Linked DNA regions of Mus musculus: region 2 is linked to region 1. A link is a loop called in an ENCODE intact Hi-C map of the cell type or tissue named here. Cell type or tissue: heart. All regions are shown on one strand.

Region 1 (2,500 bases):
ATTGCTGATATAAACACCATGACCAAAAGCAACTGGGAGAAGAGAGAGTTTATTTGGCTGACATATCTGAGGTCACACAGTCCCTCACTGAGGGAAATCAAGGCAGGAACTCAAGACAGATATTGAAGCAGAAACCATGGAGAAATGCTCTCTGGCTGGCTTGCTCCTCCCGGCTGCCTTATCTTGCTTTTTAAATACAATTTAGGGCCACCTTCCCAGGGATGCCACCACCTAGAGTGGGCTGGCCCCTCCCAACATCAATCATGAATCAAGAAATTGCCTCATACACTGGCCTACAGACCAGTGATATGGATGCATTTTCTCAACTGAGGAGTCTTTTTTTAAAAAATGATTTATTTATTTATTTTATGTATATGAGTACACTGTAGCTGTACAGATGGTTGAGAGCCTTCATGTGGTTGTTGGGAGTTGAATTTTTTTAGGACCCCTGTTTGCTCTGGTCAGTTATAAGAAAGTTACCAGGGAAAGAAAGTTACCAGGGAATGGGAAATGAGATTCAGAAGTGTCGGGGTTGGTGAGATGGCTCAGAGGGGAGAAGTGTTTGTCACCAAGCTGAAAACCTGAGTCCCATCCCCGGGTCCCATTTGGTGGAAGAAAAGAAACAACTTGAAGAGAAGATATTCAAGCACGGGCTATCTGGGCAGAAGATTCTGGGTAGAAAGGGCCAGGGCAAGCGGCTTTGACATGAGTGTAGTAAATGGAGTGTAAATATGGCCAGGGAGGCTGGTATTTTGGGGCGCTTCATAGACTGTCGCTGTGTAACAAAGTACCCCAAAACTTAATAGCTCAAAACAAAAAGTGTAACCTCTCAACTTCTGTGGTCAGGAATGCGGCAGCGCTGACAGCCATGACATGGGCCTTTTGTTTCTCAGATGTCACAGTCCCTTCTGTCTCCACATCTCCAGGGCTGGAATCACAGGCACACACCTCTGCACTCAGCTGAGCTGCGTGTGGAGTCTGGGGTTCCAAACACACATCCTATGCTTGCCTTGAAAGAGCTTTACCAACTGAACCACCTCCTCCGATCCCTCCCTTTTTACTAGTAAAAAAATATGCTTTTTGGTGATTTATTTATTTATTTTTACTTTTCAGTAGGTTTGATGATTGAAAACCTATAAAGATTTGTGTTAGTAAACACAGCACCTATTATGACAACTAAAGATCGGAGTAAGCTTTGGAACCAGGTTTCTCGTTGGTTACCTGCCTGGGACTTCTCTGCTGCCGCCACCTTGTGGCCAGCTGGAGAAACAACAGGTACAGTGTTGCCTTTGGTTAAGTGAATAACTAGTGTAGGTTTGCATCCTTACTGCAAGAATTAGGTGTGGCACCAAGTAACCAGTTACTTGTAAGATCATATTATCTATGGTGTACAACTCCGATTATTAGAAACTTCCTTCTGATACTAAGCCAAGTTCTGCTTAGTTTACCCTCCTTTTTTTCCTGGCTTTTAAATTCTGTTTAAAACATTGTTACAAGGCACCTGCTTCTTGTGCTTCATTCAAATCCCTTTTCTTCCCTAAATAACGAAGCTCCTGATCTTTCTTTTAATGCTCTGATTCCAGCATCCAGCGGCTGAGACAAGGCGTCAAGCGAGCAGGACAGCGCAGGCGCAGAACTAAGTGAGGAGATTGTCTGGGACAGAGGCCAGCCACAGGCAGATCCCTCGGGGCATGAATGGTACCACTGCGTTGGCCCATTTGAATGTAAGGCTTCTGTCTTTTGTTTTCTAGTGAGCCAGTCTTTGGTGAGAGGAAGGGGTCGCCTTGCTAAGTAAGAAGATACAGCCCATCTCAAGAATGTTATGTCAACACCCATAGCATGTCTGGATGGGTGCCCAGAAAAGGTTTGTATCCCATCGCAGTGTCAGCCCGGAACACAAAAAGCCCGGACCTGAATTCCGATGGGACCATTTAATCCCACCCACCCTTCTTAGGAGTAAGAGCCTAACTTCAGACTCGATTTAGGCTAATCTAAATCTCAAGATGTTTCCCTCATAAAAATTGCTCCCAGGGGCGGGCAAGATGGCTCAGTGGGTAAAAGCACTTACTGCCAGACTTGACGATGAGGGTTCAAGTCCAGGCCCCATAGGATGGAAGAAGAGAACTGACATCTGCGGGTTGTCCTCTAAGCTCCACAAGCAAACTGAGACTCACATGACAGCCCCCTCCCTATGATAATAAATAAATGTAATAGACAACTGCTCCCGAGACAAGTGTTTCATCAGCAGAAATGATTCTGCGGCACCAAGAGCAAGATGGCTTCCATTCTCGTGCTGCTGACTGGGGCTCACACATGCTTGCACTGTCCTCTGGAGACTGAACGGCAGTCTCTCTGTGGTGACTTTCAGTGTTCCTGTCTGTAGTCACGGGGTGGTTTGTTGTGTAGTTCATTTGACTCCCGTCTCTTATTACACAGCAAGGAGCTCTCTGCTCTGTCCCTTCAGAACAGAGGGACAGAAAGTGGTCAGGAGCAGGCCTAA
Region 2 (2,500 bases), 160 kb before region 1:
GTAAAATCTGGTGAGTGCTGTACCACAGTAGGGATGCAGTAGTAAAATCTAGTGAGTGCTGTACCACAGTAGGGATGCAGTAGTAAAGTCTAGTGAGTGCTGTACCACAGTAGGGATGCAGTAGTGAAATCTAGTGAGTGCTGTACCACACAGTAGGGATGCAGTAGTAAAATCTAGTGAGTGCTGTACCACAGTAGGGATGCAGTAGTAAAATCTGGTGAGTGCTGTACCACAGTAGGGATGCAGTAGTAAAATCTGGTGAGTGCTGTACCACAGTAGGGATGCAGTAGTAGAATCTGGTGAGTGCTGTACCACAGTAGGGATGCAGTAGTGAAATCTAGTGAGTGCTGTACCACACAGTAGGGATGCAGTAGTAAAATCTGGTGAGTGCTGTACCACAGTAGGGATGCAGTAGTAAAATCTGGTGAGTGCTGTACCACAGTAGGGATGCAGTAGTAAAATCTAGTGAGTGCTGTACCACAGTAGGGATGCAGTAGTAATATCTGGTGAGTGCTGTCCCACAGTAGGGATGCAGTAGCGAAGCCTGCAGTGACTCTAGTCAGAAGGAAACCATCCATTAGCAAGTTATGCTGATGCCTCAAAAGAACAATAACGCGGCCTGAAGGCAGATCTCTGGAGAGAGTAAAGAATGTGGAGACCCCTGGGAGTTAGCTGGCTGCCAGTAGGCTATTCTGAAACCTTCGGAAGAAATGAGTGTGGCTTCTCAGAGAGACCGGCTCTTGTTTACCTGTTCTCAGTAGTAAACACTCTTAGGAATCCGTTATGGCGATAATCAGTAGAGTAAGGTTTCAGGTCAGCAGAGATGAGTTTTGAGGCTTAAAACTTTGGGACTTAGTTATGATAACAAAATATTTAAGCAAAGTAAGGACTGGGAGCGTGGAGTAGTGCCCGGCACTCAGCACAAGTACTTGAAAACACTGAGTAGGTGGCTGGATAGAGAAGGGTAGGTAGTTGGATAGATGGATAGACAGATGTTGAGAATACTTATAGGACCTCAGCTAAACCTAGTCTCAGTTTTTTTTTTGGTTGTTTTTTTGTGGGGTAAAGATGGTTTATGAGAAAGAATCCTGTTTTTTACTGTTGTGATTTTTTTTTGACATGTAAGATTTTTTTTTTTTTTTGCTTTCAAAAGTCTCAAATTTTCTCTTTTTTAAACAGAGAACTGATAGAAGTTGGGTGTGAGGATAAAACCCTAGCTTTCAAAATGAATGGCTATATATCGAATGCAAACTATTCAGTGAAGAAGTGCATTTTCCTACTCTTCATCAACCGTAAGTGAGAAAGAACCAAATGTCTACACAGAGAGCTGGATGGAACCTCCCAGGGCAATCACGCACGGGGAGACTGCATGTCACAGTCGGGCCTGATTAGGAAGCATCTGTCATTTTTATCTTGTCTGTGTTGCTGGCTGTCACACTCGCCTTTACCTTGAGCAGTGTAGGCCAGATTGATTGCCTTCCTCTGTGTGGCTTCACAGACCTTAGTCTACCTCTAGGTTGTGCTGCTGTTCTACATTGTACAGCAGAAAATCAACACTTTAGTATAAGCATTGCCTTAGGGCTTTACTGCTGTGAATGGACACCATGATCAAGGCTACTCTTCTAAGGATAACGTTTAATTAAGGCTGACTTACAAGTTTAGAGGTTCAGTCCTTTATCATCAAGGCAGGAGCATGGCAGCATCTAGGCAGGCAGGATGCAGGAGGAGCTGAGAGTGCCACATCTTCATCTGAAGGCCCACTAAGAGAAGTCTGACTCCCACGTGGTTAGGGGGAGGGGTGTCATTGACCACCCCCACAGTGACACACTTCTAATAAGGCCACACCTACTCCAACAAGGCCACACCTCCTAATAGTGCTATTCCTGGGGCCAAGCATATTCAAACCACCACAGGCATTGTCACTAAAAAGCTGAATCCTAAGAACCTTGAGAATTTTTCTTTCAAAGAATGAAATTTATGATGCTAAGGATAATTCTAGAAATCAAGGAGGAAATTAAATTAGCTTGAAATTATCTCCCAGTTCTTATCTCTCTGGTGATGTGTTATTTACATGATTTTTATTAAGTGAGCACTATTTGACTTTCAGATTCGTGTAGCTTAATAGTATATTGCAAGGGTTTGATGGTGCTAGAGTCACAGTACTGCCCTGCCCCAGTAGTCAGAGCTCAGGGTACTTTCAGACACGAGAAACATCTTTCCACACATTTGACTTTCAATATTCTTATCTTCAAAGTCCTTTTTTTTTTTTGGAACAAAATTGGAGTTTACTAAGAATCTGTTGAATAGATTTAAGATGAGTCCTGAGAGAATGAACAGGGATAGTACACCTTATGACAGATATAGGCTTGTAAGGTAAGTTTATTTTATGTGTGTGAATGTTTTGCCTCTCTGTATGTTTATTCACCATGTGTGTGCCTGATGCTCTTGGAGGCAAGAAGTGGATGATTCCCCTGGAACTAGAGTTAAGGATGGTTGTGAA

Evidence for each region. Peaks named below come from ENCODE experiments on the same cell type or tissue, not always from the same donor. Only the 100,000 strongest peaks of a DNase experiment are listed, where the experiment ranks them.
Region 2: a loop joins it to region 1, with 3 times the contacts of the local background. A loop is called at or near these places in 7 of 42 quality-filtered maps.

Annotation. Positions count from the first base shown.
Region 1 is chr9:111,092,033-111,094,532 of GRCm38, reverse strand. No RefSeq gene overlaps it. Among named protein-coding and RNA genes, the nearest start is that of Gm26409, 18 kb to the right of the region's middle. In heart, a CTCF peak has its summit at 1,252 (motif pointing left); a DNase peak (open chromatin) is centred at 1,672.
Region 2 is chr9:111,251,656-111,254,155 of GRCm38, reverse strand. It overlaps Mlh1 (mutL homolog 1), which reads left to right. Exons shown (of 19, transcript NM_026810.2): 9 at 1,180-1,292. Among named protein-coding and RNA genes, the nearest start is that of Mlh1, 19 kb to the left of the region's middle. In heart, a CTCF peak has its summit at 1,502; no DNase peak of the experiment used is centred here.